Regions from separate parts of the Homo sapiens genome. Here regions 1 and 3 are each linked to region 2. The links are chromatin loops, found by intact Hi-C in ENCODE. Cell type or tissue: psoas muscle. All regions are shown on one strand.

The links. A loop is a pair of places that touch in the nucleus more often than their neighbours do. Peaks named below come from ENCODE experiments on the same cell type or tissue, not always from the same donor. Only the 100,000 strongest peaks of a DNase experiment are listed, where the experiment ranks them.
Region 1: it touches region 2 in a loop (2.4-fold over the local background); 93 of 110 quality-filtered maps call a loop at or near these places.
Region 3: a loop joins it to region 2, with 2.9 times the contacts of the local background. A loop is called at or near these places in 106 of 110 quality-filtered maps.

What each region holds. Positions count from the first base shown.
Region 1 is chr15:78,192,286-78,200,285 of GRCh38, reverse strand. It overlaps ACSBG1 (acyl-CoA synthetase bubblegum family member 1), which reads left to right. Exons shown (of 14, transcript NM_015162.5): 3 at 5,560-5,780; 4 at 6,266-6,354; 5 at 6,660-6,780. Among named protein-coding and RNA genes, the nearest start is that of ACSBG1, 38 kb to the left of the region's middle. RefSeq lists a silencer at 4,334-4,393 and an enhancer at 4,554-4,603. In psoas muscle, a CTCF peak has its summit at 4,452 (motif pointing right); a DNase peak (open chromatin) is centred at 4,392.
Region 2 is chr15:78,125,496-78,133,495 of GRCh38, reverse strand. It overlaps CIB2 (calcium and integrin binding family member 2), which reads left to right and starts at 2,051. Exons shown (of 6, transcript NM_006383.4): 1 at 2,051-2,331. The coding sequence starts at 2,281. RefSeq lists a silencer at 1,827-2,346. In psoas muscle, CTCF peaks have their summits at 1,810 and 2,013; DNase peaks (open chromatin) are centred at 1,625, 1,965, 2,395 and 4,195; H3K4me3 peaks cover 2,098 bases; H3K27ac peaks cover 2,384 bases.
Region 3 is chr15:78,237,098-78,245,097 of GRCh38, reverse strand. No RefSeq gene overlaps it. Among named protein-coding and RNA genes, the nearest start is that of ACSBG1, 6.5 kb to the right of the region's middle. In psoas muscle, CTCF peaks have their summits at 2,807 (motif pointing right) and 3,969 (motif pointing right); DNase peaks (open chromatin) are centred at 1,307, 2,842 and 3,987.

The sequences.
Region 1 (8,000 bases), 67 kb before region 2:
TTGTCCCTGTCATGAAACAGCTGGACTAATAGGAGACTGACATTGCAGACCTATGAACCTTCCTTCCCTTCCCATGCCTCATTCCCTCCTTCCAGGAAGGATATGAGATGACCTGACACAAAAGCACAGGCTCCATGGAAGAGGAAACAGGAAAAAGACAGAACCATGTAGCTGATGGGAGAGGAGAAATTAGGTGAAGAATTCTGTCCAAAATGTCCATCAAGATTTTAAACACTCTTTTCTCTTGATCCGGTAAACCTCCTTCTAATAATCTAAACCGAGAAGGAGGGCTGGAGGCTGGATACCACTTGAGCGTCCTTCAGTGGAGAGTGGCGGAGTAAATTATGAGAGGGCCCAACCGTGGAGTACAACGCAGCCACACAGCATGCACACAATGAGGCAGGCATGTTAATATCACCAACGTTAAAGATGGATGATTTGGCTAATGGCTAGGTTTGATTTGATTCATATGATTTAAAACATATATTTGGCTGGACGCAGTGGCTCACACCTGTAATCCCAGCACTTTGGGAGGTCAAGGTAGGAGGATTGCTTGAGACCAGGAGTTCAAGACCAGCCTGGGCAACATAGCAAGACCTTGTCTCTACTAGAAAAAAAAAAAAAAAAGCTGGGAATGGTGGCATGCACCTGTGGTCCCCGTTACTTTGTGGAATGGCTAAATTGATCTAATTAGCATATGCGTTACTTTACATACTTCACACACCTGGATAAATTTTTGTAGAGATAAGATCTACTTTTTGTAGAGACAAGGTCTCTCTATTGTTCAAGCTGTCTGCAACTTTTGGCCTCAAGCAATCCTGCCTTGGCCTCCCAAAGTGCTGTGATTACAAGCGTGAGCCACTGCACTTGGCCTGTAGTTTTTTGCGTAATAGAAAAATATGGCCAGGCACAGTGGCTCATGCCTGTAATCCTAGCACTTTGGGAGGCCAAGGCTGGAGGATCGTTTGAACTCAGGAGTTCGATACCAGCCTGGGCAACATGGCTAACCCCCACGTCTCTACCAAAAATACAAAAAAAATTAGCTGGGCTTAGTGCTGTGCATCTGTGGTCTCAGCTACTCAGGAGGCTAAGACTGGAGGATCTTTTGAGCCCTGGGTGACAGAATGAGACCCTGTCTCAAAAAAAGAAGGAAGGAAGGAAGGAAAAAGAAAGAAAGAAAAGAAAAGAAAAGAAAAATATTGCGCTGTTCCATGTCTCTATAAAAAGCAGAGAAACAAAAGGTGGACTCCAAGGGCCATGTGTCTAAAGGAAAATGAGAGGGAGCTCATTTCTTCCTGGAAAAGAAGACTGCCTCTGGTTTCATTTGCAAATCCTGGGCCACTTCATTCATTTATTATGTATTACTATACATTATTTACTATGATGCTGATACACTACCCGCCTGGTCCCATGAGCATTTTGGGTTTGCTACCTGTGATTAATACATTAATAAGATGATCTCTCTCCCCTGCCACCTTATTTTTCATAAAAAGCAATTGCAACAACAAAATAAAACCTAAGTCCTTGTATGAATATTTGTAGAAAGAGGGCCTATCACTTTTTCTGTCATAGACTGCTAAATTGTTTCATATTTCTTGGAACAAGTATGCATATTTTTGTCATTAAAAAGAGATTATAGGCCAGGCACGGTGGCTCATGCCTGTAATCCCAGCACTTTGGGAGGCCGAGGCAGGCAGATCACCTGAGGTCAGGAGTTCAAGACCAGCCTGGCCAACATGGCGAAACGCCATCTCTACTAAAAAATGCAAAAATTAGCCAGGCATGGTGGCGGGCACCTGTAATCCCAGCTACTTGGGAGGCTGAGGCAGGAGAATCACTTGAACCCAGGAGGCAGAGGTTGCAGTGAGCCAAGATCGTGCCACTGCATTCCAGCCTGGGCGACAGAGTGAGACTTTGTCTCAAAAACAAAAAAAGAGATTATAGTGGCTGGGCACGGTGGCTCACGCCTGTAATCCCAGCACTTTGGGAGGCCAAGGCAGGTCAATCACTTGAGGCCAGGAGTTCGAGACCAGCCTGGCCAACACAGTGAAACCCTGTCTCCACCAAAAAATACAAAAAAAATTAGCCAGACATGGTGGTGCATGCCTGTAGTCCCAGCTACTCGGGAGGCTGAGACAGAAGAATTGCTTGAACCCAGGAGGTGGAGGTTGCAAGGAGCCCAGATCGCACCACTGCACTCCAGCCTGGGCAATATAGTGAGTGAGACTCCATGTCAAAAAAAAGGAAAGAAAAAAGAGATTATAAATGCTCAAGTTAAAACGTTTGGCTTGGAGATCCCAAGACTCACCTCTGCTCTTCTTGGCAACCTGGGTGAACAGGTGAATACAGAGGAGCGTGAGCTTCTAGATGTGCCCACGGGAGAAAGTCACCTTTTCTGTAGTCCAGGCGTAGGAGGAATCTGTGCCAGGGGAGGGAAGAGAACTAATAACCACTGAGAGGCAACTGGATGCCAGGCCCTGGGCATGCTCTGAGGGCCATTGCACAAGATTCTTGCACCACTTTGTGGGGGGTCAACATTCTATTTTTTTTTTTTTTTTTTTTTTTTAAAGACAGAGTCTTGCTCTATCGCCCAGGCTGGAGGGCAGTGGTGCGATCTCAGCTCACTGCAACCTCCACCTCCCGGGTTCAAGCAATTCTCATGCCTCAGCTTCCCAAGTAGTTGGGATTACAGATGTGCACCACCACCACCAGCAAATTTTTGTATTTTTAGTAGAGACAGGGTTTCACCATGTTGCTCAGGCTGGTCTTTAACTCCCGGCCTCAAGTGATCCGCCCACTTTGGCCTCCCAAAGTGCTAGGATTACAGGCGTAAGCCACCATGCGGGCCCTCTCTCTGTTTTTCTTAAGTAGCTTTATTGAGCTATAATTTATATGCCATGAAATTTACCCATTTTAAGTGCACAATTTGATTATTTTTAGCAAATTTACAGAGTTGCAAAACATCCCCACAATCCAATGTTGGGACATTTCCTTCACCCCAAAAAGATCTCTTGTGCCTATTCCACGGTCACTCCCCACTCCCACCTCCAGCCCGGGGCAAACACGAATCTGCTTTCTATCTTTTCTGCCTTTCCTTTTTCGCACCTGGCTTCTTTCACTGAACATGTTTTTGAGTTTCATCCATGTTGTAGCCTCTATCAATACTTTATTCCTTTTTATATTTTTTTAATTTATTATTTAATTTGATTTAATTTTTTTTCTGAGGCTGGGTCTCACTCCGTTGTCCAGGCTGGAGTGCAGTGGTGCAATCATGGCTCACTGCAGCCTTGACCTCCCATACTCAAACAATCCTCCCACCTCAGCCTCCCAAGTAGCTGGGAATACAGGCACACAACACCATGCCCTGCTAATTTTTTTTTTTTTTAGAGATAGGGTCTCACTATGTTGCCCAGGCTGGTCTTGAACTCCTGGGCTCAAGTGATACCCCGCCTCAGTCTCCTCACATGTTTACAGGTGCGAGCCACTGCACCAGGCCACTTTGTTCCTTTTCAGAGCTGAATAGCATTCTACTCTCTGACCACATTTTGTTTTTCATTTACCAGTCAGTGGACATTTGGGTTGTTTCAATTTTTTGACTCATAAACAATGCTGTGAAGAACATCTGTGTGTAAGTCTTCGTGGGGACATGTGTTTTTATTTCTCTTGGGTAGATACCTAAGAGTGGAGTTGTTGGGTCGTACTGTAGTTTTATGTTTAACTCTTTAAGAAACTGCTAACCTGTTTTCCCACATGGCTGTCCCATCTCATTCCCACCAGCACTGTATGAGGGCTTCTGTGTCCCCATGTCCTCATCAACCCCTCACATTTGCAGGTGATGAAGATGCAGCTGAGAGAATGGTTTGTTAGGTCAAACAGCACACAGAGGCAGAATTGAGGTTTTTGAACCCAGGTGTACCTGACTTTCTGGTCTGGGCATGGACTTTAGCAAAATGCAACAGTTAGAGGCTCTGAAGAGGCAGATCAGCGGGGTCCACCAGGCTAGCATCCCGGGATATGGGGCAAGGCTTGGAGAGGTCTGAGGAGTGATTGGACGGGGCCTAGTGGCCCTTGACTCACGCCACTACCTGAAGGCTCAGGGCTCCCTCATGGCCAGTGGCATGGGCATCCATCCCAGAAGGTCTTAACCTCTGCCATACAGAGGTGCCAAGCACCTCTCTGGCACCCTCCCCTGTCCCGCCTGCATTTCCTGCAGGCTGCCATGTATCCCGTTTGGGTCTGGATATGTCCTTGTCATCCCTACTTCCGGCCCTCCACAGGAGGAGGAATGGGCTCTCCTGTCCCAGCCCCCAGATCTTTACCTCTTTCTGCCAACCTGAGTCTGCATGCAACCTAAGAGTGTCAAAGAGGAGGAACAAGCTCATCTAGTTCATTTGTCTGCCTCAGGGAAGGACCGGTGACAGGAGAATAGGCGAGGTGGGTCTGGCCAGCAGGTGGCAGGGCAGCCCCACCTGTCCTGGCCAGCCCTCATCCCTTCCCACCATCATCATGGAACCACCACCCTTGCCCCAAGGAAAGGACGTCTCACGGGACCAAAGGGTCCAGACCACCCATCCAAGCTTCCTTTGCAAATTTGGAAAAAAGAGGAAGAAGGAAAATGTGCATTTATGGAGCACCAGCCATAGGTCAAAGCTTCTTCATATACACCCTTTCTCTTGATCCTCATGTCCACCCTGAGAACTGAGTCCTCATCTTTCCCCTGAAATTGACTCAGTGGTTCAGTGGCTTGTCCAAGTCTTGCATACTAAGTGGTAGACCTCTGTTCCCACCCACCATACACAGAGTAAGCCTCTGACTCTTAAAGGCAGGGTGGCACCCCAGACAATGTCCTAAGTGTGAGCTGTGGAATCAGGTACACCTGAGTTCAAATCCTGACCCTGCACTTCCTTGATGTGTGATCTTCGATAAATGACTGAACCTCTCTGAGCTGCAGCTGCCCCGTCTGTGCAGTGGAGCTCTCCAAACCCATGCTGTGAAGACTAAATGAGACACCTCATTTGTAGGAGGAGAATGAGCAAAGACTGTTGTTATTTTCTGAGACTGGGAGACTTCAGGCTGGAGAGCAGGGCTGATGGTTTTCAGTCTCCTCCAGACCCTCGGGAGGGTCGTTCTCTTTGGTGCTTTGACCTTCTGTCTAGCTGGATCTGTCCCCAACCTGTTCACAGGAGGGCAGGGAAAGACAGATACCCTGAAGGCACCTGGAGATCTGACAGTTCCACTGCCCAACCTTGGGAGGCAAATTCCAATTGGGATAAAAGAAGGAACAGAGTGTCTAGGACTTCCGTCTGTCCTCCAGTTATTTCCTCTCCTCTTCCTTGCTGCATCCCTAAACTTTGCTCTTCCTTCAAGGCTGAGTCAGACCTCCTCCTCTAGGCGGTCTCCCAGCCTACCCCAGTCTACCCCAGTCTACCCTGGCCTGCCAGCCTCAAGGCCGAGGACCCAAGGCATTGTCAGCACCAGACGGGCTGCGAGCTCTGCCCAGGGCAGGACAAGTGTCCCCAGGCTGGCATGATCCAAGCTGTGGTCTCCCCCACCCCACAGAGGAGGCGCTGTGGACGACTCGGGCCGATGGGCGGGTGCGCCTGCGCATAGACCCCAGCTGCCCACAGCTTCCCTACACTGTGCATCGGATGTTCTACGAGGCCCTGGATAAGTATGGGGACCTCATCGCTTTGGGCTTCAAGCGCCAGGACAAGTGGGAACACATCTCCTACTCCCAATACTACCTGCTCGCCCGCAGAGCCGCCAAGGGCTTCCTGAAGGTAAGGGGGCCCCTCATGGCAAGGCCTTGCCCCTCCCCAGATGTGCCTCCCAGCTCTGGGCCTCACAGGCCTCCTCTCCAACTGCCCACTGGGCAAGGCTCTTAGGAACAATAACTGTAAAAGCTGTCATTGTGCGTGGGGCTGATACTCCATGCTGGGCCCCGTACTGAGCTTTTATTTGCTGAGCCCCTACCATGTGCCAAGCACTTGTTACTCACTTTTCATTTGTGATCACATTCAGGGTGGGCTGGAAGCCCAGTGTGCTGGGCTGAGGGGCCGGACAGACTCGCTGGGAAGGCCCTGGGAGGGGCAGTGAGGGCTGTTGAGTGACCAACCCCTTCTCCTCCAAGGGGATTCTCTGACTGAGGGGACCCTGGGAGGGTGGAGCCTGCAGGTCCCCTGCAGTCTGGGTGGGGGCTCTGAGAGGGGCATGAGGGTCCCAGTCCCTGCCCGGCTGACCTGGCCTGTCTGCCTTTGACCTGGAGCTCGGCCTGAAGCAGGCCCACAGTGTGGCCATCCTCGGCTTCAACTCCCCGGAGTGGTTCTTCTCGGCAGTGGGCACAGTATTTGCAGGGTGAGTGGCGGGGGCAGGGACGGGGTCTCCAGGGGGTTGGCAGTGGGCAGAGGGTAGGGGAGGGTCCTTATCTCTTTTTAGCAGCCCCCACCCACTCCCCACCATCCTGCCTCCTCCCTGGGGCCTTCTGGTGGACCTGCATCTGGCGCCCTCTCTGCAGGGGAGGAGGTGCTCAGGTGCCTTGGGAGCCCCTCCTGCCAGGCTATGGGAGCTCTCTGGGTCTGGGGGCTACAGATGTGGGGGTGGGGGAAGGGGGTGGCCCCTCTGCACCTCCCCTAAGGTGAATCTTCCTGGGTCTCCTACAGTGGCATCGTCACTGGCATCTACACCACCAGCTCCCCAGAGGCCTGCCAGTACATCGCTTATGACTGCTGCGCCAATGTCATCATGGTCGACACGCAGAAGCAGCTGGAAAAGATCCTGAAGGTTTGGGGAAGAGGCAGTGGGCATGGGGTCAGATGCTGGGTATCCCCATGCACCTCCACTCCAACTCACACGGAACCTTCCCGCCCTCCATCCAGAGTGTCCTCATCCTCAACGGCAACCCTCTAATGCATACACAGCAAGCAAGGCAGGGCAACGGCTACTTACCCATTTGACAGGCAAGGAAATGGAGGCTCAAGGGACATGCCCCAGAAGTGGTGATAAGGCCTTGGGTAGGACTCCTGTCCAGCCACTGCCTTCCATGGCTTTCTCTTTGGGACAGGGTCTCCCCTAAAGGGAAGCAAGAGCTGTGGGGGCCGGGGTCCTCTGGCAGTGGAAGGGTTATGTGCAGGTGAGTGGCTTAGGGCTGTGACATCTTGAGCACTCAAGTCTAGGTGAGGAACAGGGTGATGGGGGGTGGTGAGGGCTGCCACAGGGTGGGGGTTGAGCCAAGTCAGACACAGTTTGGGCAGAGCAGGAGCTCAGAGTGCCTCTAGAGCCAGCGGGGGCTTTTCTGGAGCATTGATGATGCCTCCTGATCTAAGGCACACCCCTAACTGGCTCTGTCCCTGCATGCACCATACTGGGGTGTGGTGGCCTGGGGACACCTCTCTGTCCCAGCTGAACCCAACAGCCTTTAAGGCATTCAAGGGCTCCCTGCATCCCAAGGGAGTCCTCAGAGACTGACTTGTTGGCTTGCCTGTGATTCTGGAGATGTCACCTGGGCCACACCTTCCATCTGTGCCCGAGGGTGGGACAAATGGTCTCCAACCTTCCAAGACTATGCGATCTGGATCCCCAGAGGAGCCAGAGCAGGTGCCTATCCTCATTTCTAGTGGAGAAGTTTCCTGAAGCCTGAAAGAGAAAAGCAAGTGGGGCCAGTATCCTTGGGGGATACCAGCAGGGCAGCGCCAGAATCCTTGGGGGAGACCCAGGCTGCAGCCCAGACCCTTGAGGCAGAACCTCTTGGAGGGCATCCCCAAATCAGAGTGAGTTTGAAAATAGCCTCAGGTGAGGCTGTGGGCAGCCCAGGCCAAGAACTTCTGGCTCACGGCAAAATAAAATGAAGCCCCGGGAAGACCTCAGAGCTGCCTGGATAGACGTACAAAGGCCTCTGAGCAGGGTTTAAACTCAGAGGTGGTGTAGAGAAGTGGGTGAACACACACACTTGGGCTGGACCTGCCAGAGCTCAAATGCAGTGTGGCCTTGGGGAGGATGGTGAC
Region 2 (8,000 bases):
CTGTTCCCATCAGAACCCACAAGCTTCAGCAGCCTAAGCACTCTCAAAGTATGGTTCCAAGACCAGCTGCATCAGTGTCACCCAGGAACCCTTTCGATACCCACATTCTTAGCCACCCCAGACCTTCTAAATCAGAAAATCTAGGGGTGCAGCCTCCCAAGTAATTTTGATACATGCTCCCAGGTGGTTTCAGAACCACTATCCTAAAGTAACAAACCACGCATTTTAAAGCATAAAGTCTTGATCTCGCCCAGGCATGGTGGCTCACGCCTGTAATCCTAGTACTTTGGGAGGCCAAGGCAGAAGGATCACTTGAACCTGGGAGTTGGAGACCAGCCTGGACAACATAGTGAGACTCCATCTCTATTTTTTTTTATATATATAAATAAAAAAAAATCCTGATCTCTTCAAAGTCCACTGGCAGTTGTGGAATGGTATGTTGAGCCAGTGCCTGGGTCCAGTCCAGGTTCTACTAATTCCCAGCTGTGGGACCCTGGGCAAGTTACTGAACCTCTCTCAGCCCAACTCTTTGCCTATAATATGGAGATAATACCTACTGATTCAGTTGTCCTGAGTTTAGAAATAACAGTTGTATGGGCTGGACCCCAAAAAGATAGCGGTGACTCCATTTGGTGGATGGGGAAGGAGTTCAGAACATGCCACCACAACATATGCTGCTCTGGCATATTGAGTATTTGAGTTAAAGGCACTTGAAAAATAGCAGATGCAAGAAGGGCACTCTTGATCATCCTTCTTTTTCTAAAAAACAGGAGATGAGGCCGGGCATGATGGCTCACATCCTATAATCCCAGCACTTTGGGTGAGAAGCCAAAGTGGGTGGATTGCTCGAGCCTGGGAATTCAAAACCAGCCTGGGCAACACGGCAAAACCCCATCTCTACAAAAAAAATACAATAATTGGCCGGGCGTGGTGACTCAGGCCTCTAATCCTAGCACTTCGGGAGGCTGAGGCAGGTGGATCACCTGAGGTCAAGATTTCGAGACCAGCCCAGCCAACATGGTGAAACCTCTCTCTACTAAAAATACAAAAAAAAATTAGCTGGGTGTGGTGGCATGCCCCTGTAGTCCCACCTACTAGGGGAGGCTGAGGCAGAAGAATCGCTTGAACCCAGGAGGCGGAGGTTGTAGCGAGCCAAGATCGCGCTACTGCACTCCAGCCTGGGCGACAGAGGGAGACTCCATCTCAAAAAAAAAAAAAAGTATTTAGATTTTGCCAGTTCTCAGGGTCTTCATTTCCTTATGAGGGCTTCCACGTCATGTAAAACTTGTATTAAATCTGTTTTTCTCCCCTTAATCTGTCTTATGCCAAATTAATTCTCAAGCCCAGCCAAAGACCCTAGGAGGGCAGAGGTAAAGTCCTGCTTCCCTTACAATGGCATCTGCTTAAAAGCTCCAAAAAATGTCTTGGCCTTTGTCACACTTCTGTGGACACAGTCAAGTCCTTTAAATCCTCTCAAGTCTCACGTTTGTAACCAAGCCAAGTAAATCCTGTCCTGCTCCCTAAGGAACACAGAAGGTCTGAGATGCCCTGCCTAGGCCGCGCCCAAAGGCCAGATGGGCTTCCCGAGGCCTGGCCGGGAGGGCCTCAGATGTCAGCTTGACTGACCCCCTCCTTCTCCCCAGAGGGACAGGGCCCGGGTAAGGGCTTGACCAAGGTCGCGACGCGAGACGGTGGCGGAGCCCGGCCCCAGCTAGATCCACGCACTCACAGTCCTCGCTGCCGCCCCCGCCCCAGGTCAAGGGGCGCCACTCGCCCCACTGCCCGCCTCGAGAGGGTTTTTTCCCAGGCCCCGCACCCTCACGCCGTGCGACCTGGACTCCCACGGCGGGACCCGGGCTCACACCTCTTCCTGCTGCGGGGCGGAGTCGCCGCCGCTCCGGGTCTTTGTCCCCGCCTCCGAGACCCCCGCGCGCCCCCAGCACTTCCGGCCGCGGGAGCCAAGGGTTCGTGCCGGGCAGCGTCTCCCGGGGCCAGGTCGCCTCCTGCCGGGACCCGGGCGCGCTGCAGCCGCGGAGCCGGGTGCCCCGCCCTCTTCCCGCCGGCGGCGGAGTCGCTGCCGCTCCGGGTTCCCGTCCCCGCCTCCGAGACCCCCGCGCGCCTCCTCCAGGCGAGCTGCGGGGCGGGAAGGGTCCGGCCACCGTGGGCCGCTGCCAGCCGCGGGGCTGCCGAGGGCCGCGGGCACGGGGCGCTGGCTCCGGGTCTGGCGGCCGCTGATGGGAGTCGGAGCCCGGGCGGGCGAGCGGCGGCGCGGCGGCCACCATGGGGAACAAGCAGACCATCTTCACCGAAGAGCAGCTAGACAACTACCAGGTGAGCTCGGCGCGCCCGGCCCCCAACACAGGCCCCGCCGCCCCGCCGCCCCTCCCTTTTCTCGGTCGCTGGCCGAGGCCTCCCGAGAGCCAGCTCTCCCAGGTTCAAACCCTGCCTCTGCCTTCAGCTCGACGCGTGACCTTGGGCCGGTGACTTCCCCTCGCCGTGCCTCAGTTTCCCCACCGGTGGAATAAGAGCTCTTTCCAGTTGGAAGAACCTCTCAGGCGCGCCTCTCTCCAGCTACTCTCGCCCTAGGCAGGACCCGAACCCCTCTCCAGCCACCCATTCCAGCGCCCATCTGGCCCGGAGAGGGAGTCAGTAAACTAGGCTGGACGGAGGACCGCCCTCCCCGCTCCCTGCCCCCCAGCCCCAGGAAGGAGCCCAGGAGAGCGAGTCTCTGTAAAGCAGAAATGAGAGCTGGCGTCCTGTCTGGTCTAGGAGTGGGGTGCATCAGTCCCCACATGCAGTCTTCCCTTGGGACTGTCTTGTTTATCGGCTGGGGTTCGCTCCTTCTGACCCCAGCATGGAGATAACTGGAGCAAGAACGCAAGCCCGGTAGCAGCCTTCCAGGGCCACCTCTCCCAGCTCCCTTAGGCCCTCAGTAGCCACCTCCTTAGACCTTTCTAGGTTTTCCTGCCTCCAGAGCCAGCTTTCCAGATCTGGAATCCCAATACCGTCCCACCCAGGTAAAAACTTCGCTGTGGTTGCAGGATGAAGCCCAACCCCTTGGCTTACCCGGAGCCCTGGCCAATTGCTCAGCTTATCTCTGCAGCCTCAGTCTCCCCAGGTCCCTTCCCTGCCCTCTGCATGGCAGCCGCCTTAAAACCATTTGCAGTTGCTCCAGCTCACCAGGCTCATTCCTCCCTCCCTCTCTCCCTCTGCCCATGCCATTTCCTGGGCCTGGATGCCTTTCCCCCCTCCAGAGGATCTCTTTCACCCTTCAAGTCCCACATCTGATGCCTCTCCCCTGACTCCCCAGGCGGAGGGGGCAGGATTGTGTTGTGGCCTGTGTAACTGGGCAGGAGGAACACCAACAGGGTCTCCATAGGCACTTGTTGCCTTCATCAGTGCTTACTTTGGCTGTGAAGGAAAGCAGGTGTGAAGTGTGGGTCCTCTGATGTGGGTGAAGGTAAAACAAAGGCCCCTTCTCCTCCTAGAAGCCCTAGTTGTCAGTAATGGATTTCTCAGCTCCCCAGGTGAGGCCCTGGGAAGGAAGAGGGGAGACGCATTTATGGAGCACCTGCTGTGTACCAGGCACAGTAATTGATGCCCTCTACGCATCAACTCACTTGATCATCACAGTGAGGTGGATTATTAGCCCATTTTACAGACGTGTAAACAGAGGCTGAGGAGCCATTCAGGGCTCACACAGGATTTCGAATCTTGACTCCTAGGCTCACTTCTTTAGTTGGGAGTGGGCTGGGCTGGGCCATGTGTGCTTTTTGTTCCCAAGGCACTCAGTCTCAGACACTCAGAGACAGACTCTCACCTCCAGTGTGTGGCCCTTGTGATAGAGGCAGGTGGTGGAGTGTGTTCTAGGGAAGGGCACTAGTGGGCAGTGGGAGGCCAGCAGGGAAGGGGGACAAAGTCCAGAAACGATACAGCACTTGAGCAGGCCTTGGGAAGATAGGTCGGGTTTTGCCCAGTGGGGCCCAGAGGAGGCATTCCAGGTGGAGGGGACAGCGTGGATAAAGGCTTGGGAGTGGGCAGGGGCAAGCAGGCAAGCCATGCTCAGAAGTGAGGAGTAGCTTCATGGGGGTGGGGAGCCCAGGTTCCCACTCCAACCAGCCTGGCATTGGGTTACTCATCGGAGCCAGTCCCAGTGTTATGTTCTGATTCTTTGCCAGAGCCTAGCTAGACCCTGCCAGGCGGGGTGGGAGAAATGAGAGCTGTGAAACCTGAGAGCCCCACATCTCCTACCCTCTGGCTCTCCAGCCAGCCATTGCCAGCCCGGGCTGAGTGGGGGTGAGCCTGAGTTACAGCACCCTCTCCCCTAAGTGACACCTAGGGTTTCTTGGGACCTCCCAGCCTGGTAGTCTAACCTTTCCTGGGCAGGGTGCACCCTCTTGGTTCCCGGTGCCGGTGATTCCCAACATTTAAGCTTCTGTCCAGAACACTCCTCTGCATTGTACGGCCATCCCCCAGACCCCTCAAACTCCAAAACAGGGGTCACAGCCTCTCCAACACCCACTGCTGCTCCTCCAGCCATTTCAACTCTCTGCTCTCCCTCAGCCCATGTTTTCAGTTAAGAACAAGGCCTGTGACTCAGCCTCTTTTGTGGGTCACCTGGAGGTCCCCTCCTCCATCACGACAGCCAGGGCCCTGGGCTAGGCCTGCTCAGTCTCCTGCAAACTGGAGGTCTGACTGCTCCCTCCTGCGCCCCTCCTGCCCATCCCCCTCCAGCCACCCGCCCTCTTAGTTCTCTCACTCTTCCTTCATCTCTTTCTTTCTCTTCCTTTTTTTTTTTTTTGAGACGGAGTCTCGCTCGCCCTGTCACCCAGGCTGGAGTGCAGTGGTGTGATCTCGGCTCACTGCAACCTCCGCATCCCAGCTCCGCCTCCCAGGTTCAAGCAATTTTCCCTGCCTCAGCCTCCCAAGTAGCTGGGATTACAGGCACCCACCACCATGCCCATCTAATTTTTGTATTTTTAGTAAAAACAGGGTTTTGCCATGTTGGCCAGGCTGGTCTCAAACTCCTGACCTCAGGTGATCCACCTGCCTTGGCCTCCCAGAGTGTTGGGATTACAGGTGTGAGCCACCGCGCCGGGCCTCCAGCCTCATTTCTTACTCCCTTTCCCTTTGCACCCAAAGTTTTAGGCACACTGAAGGGCTTCTAGCCAAGCCCTCCCTCACCTCTGGCCCTTGTTCTCCTGCTGCTCTCCCTGCTCCTTTGCTAACCTAGTCTGGCCCATCTTTCTGTCCAGGCCAGGCCTCACCTCTTTGGGACGGGCTCCCTGACTCTCTCTCCACCAATCCATTCAGCTGGGAGTACTCAGGGAGCCTGACACATATACATCCCCAGTCCCTTGTGTGGCCACAGAATGGTTTATACTGGGCACCTCACTGTTTACACTCCAGCTTCCTTCTTGTATGGCCTCTGTCCAGGCACAAAAGAGATGTTTGGAGGATGTTGTCAAATGAATGAACAAATATTTGTTAAGGCGTGGCTCCAGGAGAGCAAAGAACTCTAGACAAAGATTCTGAAGCCCTAGATTCAAGTCAGCTGGGTAGTTGATGCTGTGGGCCTTAGCAAGCCACTGTTCCCTTCTGGGCCTAAGTGTCTCCACCTCTAAAATGGGAACTACTAACCCAGCTGTGCTCATGTCACAGGGTTCTTGTGGGGATCAACTAAGATCACTGGAGACTGACCTTGAGCCGTGTGATGGTCCCCTGGGCAGTGCTGAGGCCTGAGCTGGCAGAGCTGGATGGAGAGCCATTTCCATTAGAGCTGGGAGGGCCCATGGCTCGGCTCCTGACAGCTGGCACAGGCAGACCAGGCATGTAGGAGATGGGAGGCAGGTGGGTTACCTGGAACAAGTCACCCTTGAGTTGAGCTTTGGAGAAAGGGTTTGGACAACCTGGAGAAAGAGGAGAGGGCACTCCAGTTGGGGAATAGGGTGAATATAGGCTCGGAGGCAGAACTCAAGCCTTAACTGGGAAAACGTCTGGGCTTCTACTGTAAAAGCCCAGCCTGTCCTGTTTTCTGCTGCCAATGTTCTGAGAGCCCATCACTCCTGGGTTAGGCCCCCTCTCTCCTTCCCTCCCTTCCACTCCTCATGACCCAGACCTGACCTTTGCCGGAAGACCTGTCCCTGTGTCCCTGTGTACTGTCAGGAACCAAGCAGTGATGGGGCACTTGCTCTCCAAAAGTGTAAGAAAGGGTTCCTTCAGACATAGGGCTGTAGCTCCCAGGGCAGCTGAGGGTGTAGTGGTGGGCAGGGTGTTTGGTGACTCCAGAGAAGGGAAAGACAGCAGAGCTACCGACTCTGGGGAGATGCCTTTGGGACCTGGGTGGTGGATGGAGCTGTTGTACTCTTTCCTATCAGCTGGGGCCTATAGACTTCCTGTACCTTATCTCATTTGCTCTTCACACTGTCCCCTTCAGAGAGGCCTATTTCCACTTTACAGATGCAGAAACTGAGGCTCAGAAAGGAGAATGACTTGCCTAAGGGTCTGAAGCTAGACTAGAATTTGACCCTGACTACCAAACCTTTTCCCCTGCCACACTTCTAGGCCACCCTGAGCCCTGAGAAGCTTTTAAGAACACCTGCCATATTCACTACCTGTGCACTGCCTCCTTGGGGTGAGTCCCAGGGAAACAAGTGAACAGAAGAAAAAGTGAAACATCAGTTGATGAGCAGGTTCATGGCAGTTTTGTCAGTGATGTTAAAACCAAGAAATAGGTGTTACTAAATGTTCAGAAAGAGAAGAAAGATTAAGACTAGGCAGGGACTCTGCAGCCACTGAAATAACGTAACTGCTGTGGAAGGCATAGATGGAAAAGTCTGGTCACTCATCCCACAAGCCTGTATTAAGCACCTGCTGTGTATAAGTATAGGAATACACAGCAGACGCAGGACATGGAGTGGCTGGTGTACAGTGGTCATGGCTCTGTTTGTAGTCATAGGCAGTGGCCAAGAAGCACAGAGGATCTTTTCTTGCCTCTGCTTCCTTGCCAGTGAGGGCCCCAAGGTCTACTCCCATTAAAAAGAAAAAAAGAAGGCTATGCGTGGTAGCTCATGCCTATAATCCCGGCACTTTGGGAAGCCTAGTTGGGTGAACACCTGAGGTCAGGAGTTCGAGACCAGCCTGACCAATATGGTGAAACCCCATCTCTATACTAAGAATACAAAAATTAGCCAGGCATGGTGGCGCATGCCTGTAATCCCAGCTACTTGGAAGGCTGAGACAGGAGAATCACTTGAACCCAGGAGGCGGAGGTTGCAGTGAGCTGAGATCATGCCACTGTACTCCAGCCTGGGTGACAGAGCAAGACTCCGTCTCAAAAAAAAAAGGGGGGGGGGCAGGGGAAAGGGAAGCACAGAGGCCTAAGTTCCATTCCCAGCCCTCCTGGGCTGTGTGTGCAACTTAAGGCAAGCTACTCAACTTTGCTGAGTCTCAAGTTGCCCATCTTTAAGATAGAGAGATAATGCCCACCCCCATTGGCTAATGATAAGGATTAAGAAAAATTGGATATTTAGAGCCCCAGGTGCCAGGTGCATGGTACATCATGTACTGGTTGTGATGTGGTTTTCAGCCTGGGTTGCACGTTGGGACCACCTGAGTGGCTTTGAAAACAGCCAATGCCTGGATCCATCCTTGGGGATTTCTCTACAATTTGTCTGGGGTCTGCTGAGGGATGGGGGACACAGGTATCCTAAACAGTCCCCCAAGTGATTCTGCTCTAGAGCAGACTTCCTCACACTTCAACATGCATCAGCATCATTGGGAGGGTTTTTTAAAGTGCAGATCCCTGGACCCCACCCACAGAGTTTCTGATTCAAGAGATCTGGAGTGGAGCCTAAGAATCTACATTTTCACCAAGTTCCCAGTGAGGCTGATGCTGCTGGTCCAGGAGCCACAGCGTGAGGACCATTGATGTAGGGAGGTGTAAGTAATTGTGACAGGGAGCAGGGTTATAGGGGAAGTGTTTGCATCTTTTGTCAGGA
Region 3 (8,000 bases), 110 kb before region 2:
CTGAGCAGAAGTGGCAGTTTAGCTGAGAGTAGCAGGCGGTGGGGGAGTCTCCATGGACTATATGAGGAAGTTGGGGAATGTGGGGGTGTCTAGAAAGGCTTCCCAGAGGAGATAAATGTGGGAAGCTGGAGTGGGAGGAGGCGGTGGGGTGTCTGCAATCTCTACCTGGGCCCAGCCCTCAAGTAGCAACTAAAGGGCTTTGTGTCTCTTTGTGTCACTCTCTTTGGCCTTCATGGCCCTGCAGTGTGAATGTTCTTTACCGAGATGTTCAGGCTCTGAAGGACATCAGAGATGCTGATGGTTCCTGGGGATGGGACGACTCTTCTTGCCAAGGACCCTCCTGAGTCCTCAGAGAGGGCTGATCAAGGCTGACTCCAGCTGTTCCCAAGCATCCAGGATGGCAGCTCTTCTCCAGGCTGTGATAGGGGCTTTGCTCTATCTTGGAGTGGGGGCAAGGTCTGGTTGGGTTCTGCCTGAGAGAGACCCTCATAAATAATGAAGCTCCCAAAGTCCTACCAGGCAAGAGTGGTCTATTGGGGTGATCAAATTCCTGTTTGGGGAGAAGGAAAAAAAAACTTTTTTAGAGCCTTGGGTAACATGACAGAAAAGAGCACGAATTCATTCAGCTGTAACTGCCCTGCACGATGAGTTCCTCTGGTCTCCTTGAGAACAAGCAGAGAAAGGCCCATTCCCACGGTCAATGCAACCACCACGCACTCATCACCCTATAGCTGCAGAGCCCTCCTCTGAGCTCTTGCCCCACCCTTGGCCCTGGAGATAAGAGGCCTGGGTCAGAGGTCACCCTGTGTATGTTCTGAAACTGGCTTACTATGGCACGTTGGCATGCCGCAGCCCTCTCAGGTCCCTATTTGCACAATGGAGGGTTATAATAATGCCTTCTGGCAGGACTGTCATGAAGCACACATGAAGCCTTGGAGGTGAATGTCTGGCATGGCTCTGGACACCAGTGTCTCCTCCTTCCCCTCTCCTCCCTTGTTCTGGAAGTCCAGGAAGCACCTCTCACACCTGAGTGCAAACTCATCTGGGCACTCTTTTCTTCCCAGCAATTGCCCTCTGGACATCAACAAGGAGGGTGGGGGCAACACTCAGCTGGAATCTCAGAGGGCCCCAGCCTGGCTCAGCTGAAGATGTTCCCCCAGCCCCCCATTTCCTGGCCTTAGAAGTTTGTCATTAAGTAGGACATGGGGTTTGAGCAGGGGAGCAAGTTCTTCATGCTTGGCTGTCCAGCCCCTTGGTGAGCAGCACTGATCTGCCCCAGCCTGTGCTGGCCCTGGCTTCTGGCTGTCTGGGCCGTTTGCCAGGACTCCTGGGCCTTGGCTTCCCATTCCCAGCCACATCCGCTGGCCCAAGCCGAACCTGGAGGGGTCCCCAGATTCAGAAAAGATACCGCTTTCTGAGGTCCCTGATGTTGGGGGTCTGTGCCAGAGGAAGTTATTCCCAGGTATTCCCAGGCTAGTGCTCAGGCGCTGAGAAAGGAATTTGCATATCCCCTCCCCCTGCCACACCTCCTCTGTCCCTGTCTAATCCACAAGTCCTCTCCCTCGCCCTGGCCAGGTTATTTCCTCTCTCAGGGCCCCAGTTTTCTCATCTAAAAGGAAGGCAGAATGCTAGAAGTGTTTCTAAGCCCTTCCAGGTGTGACATTCACAGACCCCATCTGGGCTAAGTGCTCACTGGGTTTCTGTTCAATCAATGTAGTCATTTACAGGTGAGGAAACTGGGCTTCTGCGATGTGGAGGCTTCCCCCAGGGTCATGCAAGCTGGAACCAAGTCCTGTTGACTCTCAATCCAGTGTTCCTTCCCCAGCCTCAGGCCACTGCCTAAGGTCAGGGGCAGCCAGCGTGGAAGGTGCAGCCTGGGTAGCAACAGACATCCTCAGCTGCGTGGCTCTGTCGTGATGAGATCCCTGGAGAGTCATTCAAATCTCCATTTTTTTTGCCAATGAGCTGCCTCTGTCCCAATGTCCAGAGCATTCTCAGGCCCGAGGATACTAAAAACAGCGAAAACTTTTTTTTTCTGTTTTCTTTTTTTTTTTTTTTTGAGACGGGGTCTTGCTCTGTCATTCAGGCTGAGTGCAGTGCCACAATCTTGGCCCACTGCAGCCTAAAACTCCCAGGCTCAAGCAGTCCTCCCCGCTTCAGCCTCCTGAGTAGCTGGGATTATTGGCATGTGCCACCATGCCCAACTAATTTTTTTTTTTTTTTTTTTGTAGAGACAAGGTCTCTAGGCTGGTCTCAAGCTCCTGGACTCAAGCAATCCCCCCTCAGCCTCTCAAAGTGCCAGGATTACAAGTGTAGGCCCCTGCACCTGGCAATGAATTCTAACTGGATGTTTACATACCACTCTAAGTGCCTTCAGTAGACTTAACTCACTGCAACCTCATGAACTAGGAATCATGACTCCATTTTACAAATAAGAAAACTGAAGCACAGAGAGGTTAAGTCATGTATCCAAGGTCAAACAGCTTATAAGCATCTATCTCATCCCAGATGCTCTAGAAAACAGAGCCCAAGGCAAAGTTTATGTCCTAAGGCTTTATTGGAAGTGGAATTCTAGGGCACAAGAATCAGGGAAAAAAAAAAGACATGAGGCAGAAAAGGAAGGAAAGCAAATAAATAGAAGGTAGTTGCATTTCTGAGCTGTTCTTCATTGCACAAGGAAACATAGCTCTTTGCTATGTCATGTAGGTGACCCAGACAGGTTGTGTGTGCTGCACTTTGGACCATTCTGTTGAGGGGAGAAAGCCGGGGAACTTACGGCTGTCTTCCTATCCCCGGTCTCTCCACAGGAGGGAGCCAGTGCAGAGTGAGCCATGAGATTCACTCCCTCATAAGGGAGGTGGAGAAGGGGGATCCTTCCCAGTGGCAGAGCACCCCTCGCCCCTTTGTGTTTAGTTATTCACCCTGTCCTGCATTGCACCCATCATCTCGTGGTCCTTTTTGTCTCTGCTGGTTTCAGTTAGGGGTTCTGCCCCTGGTAATCAGGACTCTCCATTTTACAGAGGAGGAAACTGAGACTCAGAGAGGTGACTTGGCTTGGGTCATGGTGCAAATCCAAAAACCAGTGTGTTCCACCCCTGCCCTATATGGTGCAGATCTGGAGAATACGGGTCACGTGGCCCTTGATCCAGGTCTTTCCAGGTGAGAAAAGAAGGTGCCTCCTCTGCAGAGGTTGCCCAGACATCTGGGTTCCCTCCCTTCCTCCTCCTTCCCTAATCCTCCAAAGGCCTCCATCCTCCGTGGTCTCCATTGCCCACTCCCAGCTCAGTCCTGGCAGGTTAGAATCCTCTATGTGCTACGTTCTTCTGCCCCTCCTCTCAGGAAAGCTCTGCCCTGGTGACCCATAGCTCAGAGAATGTGAGTCCCTGGGAGAGGAGTTTGAATCTCCAAAAATCTCTGGGTTTTATCTATTTTATTTTATTTATTTTTGAGACAGAGTCTCTGTCACCCAGGCTGGAGTGCAGTGGTGCAACCTTGGCTCACTGCAACCTCCACCGCCTGGGTTCAAGCAATTCTCCTGCCTCAGCCTCCCGAGTAGCTTGGACTACAGGCACCCACCACCACGCCTGGCTTATTTTTGTATTTTTAGTAGAGACAGGGCTTTACCATGTTGGTCAGACCGGTCTCGAACTCCTGACCTCAGGTCATCCACCCACCTTGGCCTTCCAAAGTCGGGTTTTATCTAGAGCTGGAGGATACTCTGATCCCAGGACTCACACCCCACCCACTCGATGTAGACAGGGCCAGAGGGGACACAAATGCAGCCCAGAGCCTCAGCGCCCTCTGGAGCACAAGGGTCTCCCAGCCGGGCCCCAGACTCGATGTCCAGAGCACACTGTGGTGGCTGCCGGAGGCCTTCTGGGGGCAGGGGAGGAAGGACGGCTGTTTCTGGGGATGGAGGCAGTGGCGCAAGATCCCAGTCCTGTGGAGACCTGGGTGGGTGGGAGGCGCTCTGGCCAGCAGGGGTCAGCAGAGGCCCATTGTTCTCCTGCTCGTCCTGCACCCAGAGACGACTGCGAGGCCTCAATCCAGAGCCCCAGGTGCAGTATTTTGAAATTTAAAAAGAAAAAAAAAATCGTCTCCTGGTAATACATACGCATGATAACAAAAAAGTGGCCCAGAAAAGCTAATGCTGAAAACATACAGCAATGACCCTCCCACCCAAGCCTTTTTAAAGGCTTTTAAAAACAAAAACAAAACACTTAATATCTCTTTGTTGTGGGAGGCAGGCTGATTGCTTGACCCCAGGAGTTCAAGACCAGCCCGAGCAACATGATGAGACCCCCCCCTCAATCTCTCAAAAAGAAAGAAGAAAAGGTAGTTTCATGTTAATTTCAACATGCATTGGGAAATATCTGTATATATTTATATAACAAGTTCTTCAATTGCTTAGAATAAAGCTATTTCATTTTTAAATTATAAAATGGAGTTGAAAAATAGTAAATAATGTACTATACCCCTGGGGAAACCAAATATGGCAAAACTAATGAAGGTGGTAAAGAAATTGATTGGAAAATAGTGGTCTTGATTTTTTTTTTTTTTTTTTTTAAGAGATGGAGTCTCACTCTGTTGCCCAGGCTGGAGTGCAGTGGCGTGATCTTGGCTCACTGCAACTTCCGCCTCCCGGCTTCTAGCAATTCTCCTGCCTCAGCCTCCTGAGTAGCTGGGATTACAGGTGCACAGCACCACGCCAGCTAATTTTTTGTATTTTAGTAGAGATGGGGTTTCACTGTGTTGCCCAGGCTGGTCTCGAACTCCTGAGCTCAGGCAGTCAACCTGCCTCAGCTTCCCAAAGTGCTAGGCATGAGCCACCACACCCAGCCAATTCTTGAAGTTGAAAACCAGTGAGGGCAGCAATCACTTCGATGACAGTAGAGGCTGGTGCAGAGGCATTTGGCCTTACACGCATAGCAGGCACAAACTTCCTCAATCGACAAACTCAGGTGGGCAAAACTGCAGTTTTATTTTCTGTAACTCAATGGAAAAAAAATTTTTTTTACAGCTCTCCACCCTTCCTCCTAATGGCAGGACATTTAATCTGTTGGTTTTGAGAGACAGGACCAGCTGGATTTCCTAGGCCGACTGAGAATCCCTAAGCCTAGCTGGGAAGATGGCCACATCCACCTTTAAACACGGGGCTTGCAACTTAGCTCATACCTGACCAATCAGGTAATAAAGAGAGCTCATTAAAATGCTAATTAGGCAAAAACAGGAGGTAAAGAAATAGCCAATCATCTATTGCCTGAGAGCACAGCAGGAGGAACGACAATCGGGATATAAACCCAGGCATTCCAGCTGGCAACTGGCTACCCACTTTGGGTCTCCTCCCTTTGTATGGGAGCTCTGTTTTCACTCTACTAAATCTTGCAACTGGTGGGGCACGGTGGCTTACGCCTGTAATCCCAGCACTTTGGGAGCCTGAGGCGGGCAGATCACGAGGTCAGGAGATCGAGACCATCCTGGCTGACATGGTGAAACCCAGTCACTAATAAAAATACAAAAAAATTAGCTGGGCATGGTGGCGGGCTCCTGTAGTCCCAGCTACTCGGGAGGCTGAGTTGGAGAATGGTGTGAACCTGAGGAGGTGGAGCTTGCAGTGAGCCTAGGTCACACCACTGCACTCCAGCCTGGGCGACAGAGCAAGACTCCATCTCAAAAAAAAAAAAAAAAAATCTTGCAATTCTCTTCTGGTCCATGTTTGTTACCGCTCGAGCTGAGCTTTTGCTCGCCGTCCACCACTGCTGTTTGCCGCTGTCGCAGACCCGCTGCTGACTGCCATCCGTCTGGATCCGGCAGGGTGTCCACTGTGCTCCTGATCCAATGAGGCACCCATTGCCGCTCCCGATCCGGCTAAAGGCTTGCCATTGTTCCTGCACAGCTAGGTGCCCAGGTTTGTCCTAATCCAGCTGAACGCTAGTCACTGGGTTCCACGGTTCTCTTCCGTGATCCACGGCTTCTAATAGAGCGATAACACTCACCACATGGCCCAAGATTCCATTCCTTGGAATCCATGAGGCCAAGAACCCCAGGTCAGAGAACACAAGGCTTGCCACCATCTTGGAAGCGGCCCGCCACCATCTTGGGAGCTCTGGGAGCAAGGACCCCCCGACCCAATAAGAGTTTCGCAAAAACTCGGTCATTTTCAAGTTTAAACTTAGTCAAGTCCTAGCGTCCCATTTCTAGGAATTTATCCTAGAGATAGACTAGCTCAAGTACGAACCACGCAAGGATAAGATTATTCATCACAGCTTCATCTGTAACAGCAAAAGACTGAAAACAACCTAAATGTTCATCCTACAGAGCTGTTGAAATGCATCTCGGGCCAGCCCTTCCATGGAATGCTGTACCTACCCCACAAAAAGAGAACCAGGAAGTTCTCCAGGCAAAAATATGAAAAGTTCTCCAGCAAATGTTGTCAAGTATAAGAAGACACGAAACTGTGTATGCCATATGTTAGCATTTGTATATATCCAAGATATTTCTAGAATGATGCAAAAAAGAAATTTTTAACAGTGGTGGCTCTGGAGAAAAGAAATGAGTGAAGGATGGTGGGGAGAGGGACAGAAAAGTGGGAGGAAAATTTAATTTTTACTATGAAGCCCTTTGTACTTTTTAAAACATTGTATTGAGGTGAAATTCACATAACATTAAATTCACCATTTTAAAGTGTAGGATTCATGGCTGGGCATGGTGGCTCACACCTATAATCCCAGTACCTTGGGAGGCTGAGACAGGAGGATCCTTTGAGGCTAGGAGTTCAAGACTAGCCTGGGAAACATAGCAAGACCTTGTCTCTCCAAAAAAAATTTAAAAATTAGCCAGGCATGGTGATACATGCCTGTAGCCCCAGCCACTCAGGAGGCTGAGGTGGGAGGATCACTGGAGCCTGGGAGTTTGAGGCTGCAGCGAGCTACGGTCGCACCACTGCGTTCCAGCCTAAGCAACAGAATGAGATCCTGTCTCAAAAAAAAAAAGTGTACAATTCAGTGGCATTTAGTACATTCACGGTGCTGTGCAACCATCATCTCTATCTAGATTCAAAACATGTTCATCACCCCAAAAGGAGACCCCATACCCATCAAGCAGTTAGTCCCCTTTGTACATTTTCATGTTCCACTGTATCAATCAGGGTTCTTTCTGCAAGAGATGGCCCCTTAAAAGTGGTAGGTGAAGAAAATGAAGGGACAGGTGAGGACAGTGTTAAGGGAGCCACAGGGGATGGTGAGGCAGCTGCAGGGAGGTAGACACTTCTGACCTGAAGGAGCTGGGGAGGAACTGTTCCCCCTGAGGCCAGAGCTGGCTGGAGGGGCTGCTGCTGCCAAAAGTGTGGCCAGCCGGGAGGGAAGGAGAGGAATAAAAACTCCAACCTTTCTTTCTCTCTACCTTCTGCTGTCCTGCCACCACCTGGCATTGGCCTGACAACCAGAGGCCAGAGGCCGGGAGCCCAAGGGAGGCTCACACAGGGCAGCTCTGGGGACAGAACCAGGGGAGAGAGTAGAGAGGGAATCTGGACATAACTGGCATATTGCTTGTATTTATTTTTCAAAATGAAATGAACCATTTAAAAAGTTCAGCCAAATCAGACTCCACTACAGCCTGACCTTTTCAGCACCATGTCCCAGCCTTGAGCTTCTGTTGATATATTGCCTTTGTCCTGGTTCCCAGGTGGGGTCAGCCCTCCTCGCAGTGACTGCAGAATGACCTTGTTCCTATCAGCCTCTGTTGCCAGCCCACCAACTTTCTCCTCCAGCAGCCACCTGACCCTCAGTTCACTGCCTGCCCTGGCGAGAGGGTGTGCCGGGCCTTTTTGCTTTTGGTTCCTTGAAGCCATCTTTTCTCTGTGGCCCGCGCTGAGCACTCTGGGGCCCTGTCGCTTTCTTGGGCCACCTCAGGTCCCTGATATGCTCAGACCTGGAAGATCTGCCCAAGGGAGGTCTTCTTAAGGCCCTCCCCAGGGCCTTGCTTCTGTTTGGACTCTCTTC